Regions from separate parts of the Homo sapiens genome. Here region 1 is linked to region 2. Evidence: read pairs that join two places in POLR2A ChIA-PET (ENCODE). Cell type or tissue: PC-9. All regions are shown on one strand. Each heading gives the region's core, and the rest is flanking DNA. Links, peaks and the distances in the headings are about the cores only.

The links. ChIA-PET counts read pairs that join two places held together with the same protein. Peaks named below come from ENCODE experiments on the same cell type or tissue, not always from the same donor. Only the 100,000 strongest peaks of a DNase experiment are listed, where the experiment ranks them.
Region 1: POLR2A ChIA-PET joins it to region 2 with 7 read pairs; 1 of 35 experiments calls an interaction of 5 or more read pairs at or near these places.

Annotation. Positions count from the first base shown.
Region 1 is chr1:161,212,682-161,216,681 of GRCh38, forward strand. NDUFS2 (NADH:ubiquinone oxidoreductase core subunit S2) reads left to right here. Exons shown (of 14, transcript NM_001377299.1): 11 at 699-794; 12 at 968-1,051; 13 at 1,183-1,240; 14 at 1,475-1,714. The coding sequence ends at 1,512. It overlaps FCER1G (Fc epsilon receptor Ig), which reads left to right and starts at 2,614. Exons shown (of 5, transcript NM_004106.2): 1 at 2,614-2,689. The coding sequence starts at 2,641. In PC-9, for the core only: no CTCF peak of the experiment used is centred there; no DNase peak of the experiment used is centred there; H3K27ac peaks cover 183 bases.
Region 2 is chr1:163,165,076-163,171,183 of GRCh38, forward strand. It overlaps RGS5 (regulator of G protein signaling 5), which reads right to left. Exons shown (of 5, transcript NM_003617.4): 2 at 3,183-3,293. All of the region lies in intron 2 of RGS5-AS1 (RGS5 antisense RNA 1), which reads left to right. Among named protein-coding and RNA genes, the nearest start is that of RGS5-AS1, 6.5 kb to the left of the region's middle. In PC-9, for the core only: no CTCF peak of the experiment used is centred there; a DNase peak (open chromatin) is centred at 3,126.

The DNA.
Region 1 (4,000 bases), core at 1-4,000, 2.0 Mb before region 2:
CCCAAGTAGCTGAGATTACAGGCGTGTGCCACTACGCCCAGCTAATTTTTTGTATTCAGTAGAGACAGGGTTTCACCATATTGGTCAGGGTGGTCTCGAACTCCTGACCTCAGGTGATCCTTGGCCTCCCAAAGTGCTGGGATTACAAAGCGTGAGCCACCACACCCAACCCAGTTTTCTTTTAATAGAGAATTTACTGTGTAGTAAGAGATTCGGGTTTTTTTTATTTTTTTATTTTTTTTGAGACGGTGTCACGCTCTTTCACCAGGCTGGAGTACAGTGGCATGATCTTGGCTCTCTGCAACCACTGTCTCCTGGGTTCAAGCGATTCTCCTGCCTTAGTCTCCCGAGTAGCTGGGATTACAGGCACCCACCACCACGCCCAGCTAATTTTTGTATTTTTAGTAGAGACGGGGTTTCACTCTGTTGGCCAGGCTGGTCTTGAACACCTGACCTCTTGATCTGCCCACCTCAGCCTCCCAAAGTGCTGGAATTACAAGCGTGAGTCACCGCACCCGGCCATATAAGAGATTCTTAATCTCCCATAGCTCTCCTGTTTTATTCTGTATCCTCTCTGCTTACTGACTGACATGTGGCTTTAGTCTCCCTGAGGGTAGAGATTATTTTCTGTGCTGGGGGAGGCCTAGGAGACAGAGTTTGGATATGGTTTATTGATGCTCCCTGTTTCCTCTCTTCAGACTTCCATGGAGTCACTGATTCATCACTTTAAGTTGTATACTGAGGGCTACCAAGTTCCTCCAGGAGCCACATATACTGCCATTGAGGCTCCCAAGGTAAGGAGAGGAGGGGAAGGAAAAGACCATATGTAGAGTAGGTAGCTAAAGATAGATGTTTAACAAATAGCTCATTCATCAATGAGAGAGAAAACAGAATGAATAGAGGTTTTGTTGGCAGAGAAAAATACTCTTCATGTTAATACAGACACCCAACCTTCTTCCTTGAACAGGGAGAGTTTGGGGTGTACCTGGTGTCTGATGGCAGCAGCCGCCCTTATCGATGCAAGATCAAGGCTCCTGGTTTTGCCCATCTGGTAAGAATCAATCCCAGTAACTATAACTCCAATGAATTAAACCTGACCTTGGTTGAGGTTTTTATGAACTCTTCTTTCTCCTCCCACCTTGCAAGTCTTAACTAACATTGTTGCCATCTCAATCTCCCTAGGCTGGTTTGGACAAGATGTCTAAGGGACACATGTTGGCAGATGTCGTTGCCATCATAGGTACGAGGCCTATTGTGTAGTAGAGGTATCCTAGACAAAGGAGTTCGGGACGCCCACTGGGGACAGAAGGAGAACACTTCCTGTTCACCATAGGCCATGGCATGGACTCGGGTCCTCAATCTTTTGAGCACAGTAATGGGTTCTGGATCTTGGGTAACACCACTTTTTTTGTTTGTTTTGCCTCACAACAGGAAGATAAGTAACATCACTTTTTTCCTCCATCCTCTCACCTAGGTACCCAAGATATTGTATTTGGAGAAGTAGATCGGTGAGCAGGGGAGCAGCGTTTGATCCCCCCTGCCTATCAGCTTCTTCTGTGGAGCCTGTTCCTCACTGGAAATTGGCCTCTGTGTGTGTGTGTGTGTGTGTGTGTGTGTGTATGTTCATGTACACTTGGCTGTCAGGCTTTCTGTGCATGTACTAAAAAAGGAGAAATTATAATAAATTAGCCGTCTTGCGGCCCCTAGGCCTAAACTTCTGGTATCTTAGTGTCTCAGTATCTTAGTGTCCTTCACTCGGACTGTAAACCTAAGAATGTTCATTAACCCTCCATTCCTGTTAGATTCAGTCAGGTCTTAGCAATTTTTCCTGCTCGTCTCCACCCCCTTCTCTGACTCTTGTCCTTTCCACTTCTCTATTCCCCATTTCCTCTTTCGCCTCAGTTCCCTCCTTGCCCAAACCTTCTCAGTGCCCACATAACTTGGTAAACCACTCAAATCAAGACCTGGGGTAAAGTTGGGAGGGAAAGGGCTATAGTGGGGTCTGAGGGAATGTTGACGGGCAGTTTCACACAGATAAATCTCTGAACCAGCCGGGCGCAGTGCCTCACGCCTGTAATCCCAGCACTTTGGGAGGCCGAGGCGGATGGATCACCTGAGATCAGGAGTTCAAGACCAGCCTGATCAACATGGAGAAACCCCATCTCTACTAAAAATACAAAATTAGCCGGGCGTGGTGGTGCATGCCTGTAATGCCAGCTACTCGGGAGGCTGAGAGAATCGCTTGAACCTGGGAGGCGGAGGTTGCGGTGAGCCGAGATGGCGCCATTGCACTCCAGCCTGGGCAACAAAGCAAGAGTCCGTCTCAAAAAAAAAAAAAAAAAAAAAAATCTGAACCAGGTGGAGTGGAAAATGGCAGATGTAGACAGCCTTTCCTGAGCGTGAAAGTCTCCTCATTCTGTGGGTTAGGAGTTGGTCATTGAAGGGCTGACGCTTAAGAGCCCAGATCTCCCAACTCCCTTAGTTGGCCCTTCCGGGAGCCGCCCGGTCTCTTGTGCAGGAAGGGGAAGGGGCCAAAGCATGGGGGAAGGCGTGGCAGGAAGAGGGGGACTCTGTGGTCAGGGAACTGCTCGCTGAGCACAGCTGCACAGTGCTGTCAGAACGGCCGATCTCCAGCCCAAGATGATTCCAGCAGTGGTCTTGCTCTTACTCCTTTTGGTTGAACAAGCAGGTAAGAGGGTTTGGTGAGGGATAGCGTGAGCTGGCTCCAGGGTGGAAGTCCAGAGCTTGGGTCTGAGGGCCAAGTCAAACACAGGTGAAGGAAGGCTGACAGTGGGTAGGTGGGCATAGGGAGACCCTGAGGCTAGTCCTCTCCAGCCCCGACCCAGGGCACTAGACTCATAGTTCCCTCCTTTCTTGTTGCCTTCTTACTTCATTCCAGACTTTTCTCCGTATTATTATTATTATTTTGGAGATGGAGTCTTGCTCTGTCACCCAGGCTGGAGTGCAGTGGCGCAATCTCTACTCACTGCAACCTCTGCCTCCTGGGTTCAAGCGATTCTCCTGCCTCAGGCTCCCGAGTAGCTGGGACTACAGGTGCCCGCCACCACGCCCGGCTAAGTTAAGTATTTTTGGTAGAAACCGGGTTTCGTCATGTTGACCAGGGTAGTCTTGAACTCCTGACTCAAGTGATCCACCCACCTCGACCTCCCAAAGTGCTGGGATTACTGGTGTGAGCCACTGCACCCAGCTATTATTATTATTAAAAAAAGACAGGGTCTTACTATGTTGGCCACATCGGTCTTGAACTCCTGGCCTCAAGCAATTCTCCCACCTCGGCCTCCCAAAGTGCTACTGTGCCTGGCTGACTTTTCTCTTTTCAGGGTTGATAGAAAGTGGCAGGGGAAGGGTCTGGTTGTATGGCATGAAGAGCTGGTCTGGTGAAAAGCCTCATTTCTCATGATGAGCATTTCCCATGGGGTGCCTTTGGTCTTGTCTGCTGGGAGCTGATCTCTAGCTGGTTTAATATACAAAGCACCCTTGGTGCCTATAATTCCAGCTACTCAGAAGGCTGAGGCAGGAGAATCACTTGAACCCAGGAGGTGGAGGTTGCAGTGAGCCAAGATCGCACCACTGCACTCTAGCCTGGGGGACAGAGTGAGACTCCGTCTCAAAAAAAAAAAAAAGATTTTACATATATATCTCTATCTATCTATCTATATACACACACACACACATACACACACACACACACACACACACACACACACACATATATATATATATATAGAGAGAGAGAGAGAGAGAGAGATAACCCTTTAGGAAGGTAGGACTCTGTTCTTGTGCTTGGGAGTAAGGCAAGGATATAGCCAAGACAAACAGACGGGATTGCTGTTTCTATGGGTCATTGTTAATGCTCCATTCTGTCAGCAGTTGATAATGAGGGTGGGCAGCATGAGATCCCCAGTTCCAGAGACCTGAGCGTCAGCTGAGAAATAGAGGCAGAAATGGGAAGGTCTCTGAAGCTCTACAGCTCCAGCCA
Region 2 (6,108 bases), core at 941-4,940:
CGGTTGGGCATACAGACTTAAGAACAAGCAAAACATGTCATTTTTTGACATCCATATGCGGGCCTGAAATTGTACATAGATCTTTAGTACTCACAACCAGGCTCATCCTAACCAGGTGAGCGTATGCAGGACAACTTTCTGTAACTGTTTTCCACTAGCACAGGCTAGGTACTGTTTATGTGTGGAGGTCATTCTTTAGTATAAAATGATCACTACAACAACAAACCAGAAAAAGGGGTTAAAAATTGCTGACATAGGCAGGGGAAAGGGAGACATTTATAATATAAAATAAGCTATATGAATATCTATATCAGCTCCTAACATTTTACAATTGATGATTTTGTAAGCCATGATAACAGTTATCACAAACTAAACCTATGTGGTTGGCTAATGTTGTCTATTGTTTCTCAGGAGGACCTACAGCAGAGCCTTAAGGAATGCTCACATCCAGAGGGTGAGCAACAGTGGGAGCACTTAGAGAAAGAGAAGGCAGGTGGGGAATGCGGGACTAGAAGTTAAGGAAGAGAGTTTTAAGAGTAGGTCAACTGGGCTGGGCGTGGTGGCTCACGCCTGTAATCCCAGCACTTTGGGAGGCCGAGGTGGGCAGATCACCTGAGGTCAGGTGTTCGAGACCAGCCTGACCAACATGGAGAAACCCTGTCTCTACTAAAAAATACAAAATTAGCCGGGCGTGGTGGCACATGCCTGTAATCCCAGCTACTCAGGAGGCTGAGGCAGGAGAATCGCTTGAACCCGGGAGGTGGAGGTTGCGGTGAGCTGAGATCATGCCATTGCACTCCAGCCTGGGCAAAAGAGCGAAATTCCGTCTCAAAAAAAAAACAAAAAAAAAACAGTAGGTCAACTGGTGAACTGTCAAATGCTGCAGACAAGTCACAGATGGGGCCTTAGAAACAACAGTTCGGGTGAGGTAGTAAGGTTGAAGCTGGTTAAGAAGGAGATACAGAAAAGACTGAAAGCCATGAGTACAGACTTCTGTTTCTACAGTTAGTCAGTAAAAGTAAGAGAAAGGCATAGAAGCAGGAGAGAAAGGCGGGAAGAGAATTTTTCAGCATGGAACATGGGTACCTGTTTGCTCCTGGGGAAGAGGGTCCACAGGGAAAAAGGGCTACTAAAAGTGCAAAAAGGGGAACAGAGCTGTCTTTAGGGGGTAGGAATATAAGCACTTATTTGTTTTTCTCAATGGTCCATTTTTGTTTTTAAAAGTGAGAACTCAAAAATACATGTTAAAAAATAGAAAATACTTTTAAAAAAACGGATTCTACTGATGTCAGTAACCCAAAGAATATGAGAAGGGTTAAAAATACCTCCAATCAAGAGAAGAATTATTTTCCCCTCTGAAAGAAGAACATGAGTTAAAAATACAGAGAAATTTTAAAGTGAGAGAAGAGAGAGAGAGATGGAGCTTATGCAGAACACAGTATTTCCTGTCAGATAAATGGCATAGAAAGTTGCCAAACATGAGGAGGTGGGATGGGGTCTGTGGATTCAGAAGAGAGTGGGAAACTTTTTTATTGGTCACTGTTGAAAATGCAATAGATACAGAATTATTCTCTAGGGATATGAAGGAATTTTCCAAAACAATTTAGGCTTCTGGAGGAAGAAAGGGGATGGAAGACAAGAGAAGTAAATAATCCAATAAATGGTCAGCCCCAGGGTTTCTTCCAGAACAGCTTCTCTCTGAATCCCTTTTAATCTCAACAGTTTAAGGGTCTATGTGAATGTTAAAGCAGAGATTTAAAGCAGGAAATGTAGAACTCTATTTTTTTAAAGTTAATACCAACGGATCAATAAATTGTCACATTGTTTACTTCAAAATAGATGTTTTGATCTGTTGCTGCTATGAAATGTGGTTCTTATTCTCCACTACCGCTTGGTGCCTGCTGCTCCACACTGAATTAGCTTCTCCTTTTCAAATGCAGAAAACGCAATTATGCCTCACTTCCTGTTTAGAATCACTTTGAAGTAATAAAAAAAGGAGGAATGGAAATATTCACTTAGGCTAATGGAAAAAGATTAAAAAAAGAGAAAGAATAACTCATCTCTTTATCTCCCAATCAATCCAGCTATGGTAAGTTGAGGTCATTTGGACAAAGGACAGGCTGGCCAATTTACACAAATATTCCATTTAAAAAGAGAAATGGAGGTTAAAGGGACTCCTATATTTTTACCACACTTCTGTGATATCCTCAAAGCTCTAAGATAGCAGAGCGAAGGAATTTGAATGCCTTGGCCTTTTCTTCTTCCCATTTTCCTTTCTTGATTTTTCATGGATATCTCTGTTTTAATGGGAAGATGGAGTGTATCTGTCTAGGTAGTGACAGTCTCTGCAGCTAGCAGGGATGATGATGAACGATGGGAATGCTGGGAGTCGTGTTCCTGAGTTAAAGCGGGGCCAATGCACACTGTGAGACCTGGATTCACTGCCATAACATCATGACTCTTTAGAAGTAATAGTTCCCTAGGATGCCTAAATTGACAGGAGGAATGTGTAGGGAGAGGAGAATGGGGATGAGGGAGGATTGCAGAAATCCAATCAAGAATATTAATTTATGAATTGGGAAAAATACCTGGTGTACATTAAATAGAAATAGCTAGTCCAGTATTCGTTCTTCACTTAAGTAACAGACTTTGTTCCTCTGTTGGAACTTGAGGGGCACTATCTTGGAGAAGGAACGATTAGGCTGAAATTGTCTGCCTTGTCCTTAGTATCTTTCTGAGGGAAATGTTCTCACATCACCCTGCTGAGGAAGCAGCTTTAGATAGTTCATCAGCAGGTAAGCATCCAGGGCTCATAATTAACTGGATCAGGAGTGGTTACCAAGGCAGTAAATGAGCAGGTATTTTTACCACACTGCTGTAGTGGCTGGTATCATTTTATAAGTATGGTCTGTCTATTTTATAAGTATGTCTGTCTCTCAAAAATAAGGCAGAGTCTTATCTTTTATTTTTTATGTATTCTGCCTGTATTCAATAAGATGCTCCAGACATGAGATAGTTGAGAAAAAAAAAAAGAGCTTCTTTGCAAACCAACTCTCTGAGGGCTCTTATGATCCTTAATGAGTAATTGAAGGGGGTAGTTCTACAGATGAGGAATGGTGCTAAACACTTGGAAAATAGCCATCCTCTGGAGGAAATGAGTGGAATCCATATTCATGACTCACTTCTGGGTCTTGGCTGGTTTCTCTGGCTTCTCATTGTACGGAATGACAAGGTCACCAACTGAGTCTGGCTTCTGGAGGAGAATTCCCAACTTGATCTTAATCTCCTTGGCCCTGAAAGAAGAGACACAAGGGGAAATGAGGACACCACATGTGCATACAGATTTTAAGAAGAGATTTCTTCCTGTGTCAGAGAAACAAAAATGAACAAAATCCCATTTCACTTTTATTTTTCTTGTGGCAGAAAGAATACTAATGCAGAAATTAGGATATATAAGTTCTAATAAATAGCATTTATCAAGCTCTTAGTATGTCCTTCATTAATTTGCACTACATTTTAATCCTCATTATTGTTTTATATGTGTTCTCTCATTTTATATCTGCAGACACTATAGTACTATTTCCATTTTGCAGATGAGGTCACGGAATGACAGGAGTTTAAATAACTTAAGATAACCCAGCCAGTATTTGGTGGAGACAGATGTGAGCCCAAGCTGTCTGATGCTAGAGTTCCCAGGTAGAACTCTGCATGCATTGCCTACTAGTCTTCTGAGGGCTCTGGTCTTCACTATTGTTAGATATATGACATTTGGAAAAAATGATCACTTTTTTTTATTATTATTATACTTTAAGTTTTAGGGTACCTGTGCACAACATGCAGGTTTGTTACATATGTATACATGTACCATGTTGGTGTGCTGCACCCATCAACTCGTCATTTAGCATTAGGTATATCTCCCAATGCTATCCCTCCCCCCTCCCCCTACCCCACAACAGTCCCTGGTGTGTGATGTTCCTCTTCCTGTGTCCATGTGTTCTCATTGTTCAATTCCCACCTATGAGTGAGAACATGTGCTGTTTGGTTTTTTGTCCTTGCAATAGTTTGCTGAGAATGATGGTTTCCAGCTTCATCCAGGTCCCTACAAAGGACATGAACTCATCATTTTTTATGGCTGCATAGTATTCCATGGTGTATATGTGCCACATTTTCTTAATCCAGTCTATCATTGTTGGACATTTGGGTTGGTTCCAAGTCTTTGCTATTGTGAATAGTGCCACAATAAACATATGTGTGCATGTGTCTTTATAGCAGCATGATTTATAATCCTTTGGGTATATACCCAGTAATAGGATGGCTGGGTCAAATGGTATTTCTAGTTCTAGATCCCTGAGGAATCGCCACACTGACTTCCACAATGGTTGAACTAGTTTACAGTCTCACCAACAGTGTAAAAGTGTTCCTATTTCTCCACATCCTCTCCAGCACCTGTTGTTTCCTGACTTTTTGATGATCGCCATTCTAACTGGTGTGAGATGGTATCTCACTGTGGTTTTGATTTGCATTTCTCTGATGGCCAGTGATGATGAGCATTTTTTCATGTGTTTTTTGGCTGCATAAATATCTTCTTTTGAGAAGTAAAATGACCACTTTTTACTGCCAGACCTCAGTTCCCTCATCTGTAAAATGATGACGTTATCCATCATTTTAGATGTTTTTTGAGCTATTTCCAGCTATAAAATTAAATCATTCCACTTGATTATTTATTTCTCTATAAAATTTTTGTTTCCAACTCCTTATCCATTGTTCTCTATGGCTGTCAGACTATCTTATGTGCAGTAAGCCTTGATAAATGAGTACTAATTGCCAAACAACAAACTACAGCAGAATTTACTGCTTCTTTGTATCTTCAGTATTTTAGTGAGTAGATATGGTCAGAATTCTGGGTACTCCTCCATCACGGGATGCAACTATTTTCACGCTCAGTTTTAAAACTAACCTTCTAATCTATCCATCACTTTATCACAATTCTATACTAGAAAAGCACCAGGCAAATCTTAAATATTAATCCATAGGACAAGTTGTTGAATATTGGGAGACCCAAAAAGCTACCCTTTCCCAGTCACCTTAGCACTTTACCCATGCTTTTAAGACAGGGTTCATCATATTGCATTATGGTCATTGACTTATGTTTCTGTTTTTCTACTTGGATATGAGAACTTTTTGATGGTAGGAATTTAGTCTTAAATACTTTTTAACCCCTGTGCCTAGCACAATGCTTGGCAATATAGTAAACATTTAAAAATATTTGCCAAAGTGAACTAAAAATATCTTGATTTTGTTCTTTACAAATCTGCTAACATTTACCTCCCAGTCAATGCTAATCATAACCAAAGTTTTAAAGAGATGTGGTGAAGTTCACATGGCAGCCAAATAGGATTTTACTATTGTACACATACTTTCCTCATTTGTTCACAGGGAGGCTGTGATGAGGCAATTTAAGTAAATGCCTAAGATTTGCAGTTACGGATATTAGGGAAAAAAAATGTAAGGAAACCTGTGGTAACTTATAAAAACTCCATAAATGCCTAATTATAACATATTTTCCTTTAGGCTAGTAAATATGGTTTTGAAAACTATGTTTTAGGAACAGTCATCTCTACAGTGTCATTTCCTTTTCATTTTGTTCTGCTTTCACTCTTTCCCTAAGACCCTCTCATTGACTAAAGCCAACTCAGGTCCCATAGTACCTCAGATCAAGCTCAGCACGGCATTAGGGTAAAAACTGGGACTGTTCTGCCGAGGGAGCTTATATAACATTGTGAATTAGAATAAGTGTCGCTTTAATTCCAAGTGTTGCAAGTTACTTAAATTATCTAATGTTTAGTTCTTTTGCCTAGAAATTTGGACTGATAAAATAGTATATCCTAAGACTTTTTGAGATGATTAAATATACTAATGCATGTGAGTCACTTAGCACAGCATTTGGCATAGAACACGGCTTCTTTAAAGTTAGTTCTAACTACACAATCATTTTTCCAACCCACCGCCCATGTTCCCTAGCTTCGAACATTACATTGAAACATACAAAAAATTCCCCGCAAGTTACTAAGGAATTACTACACCCACAACCTTCTATATTCTACCTCT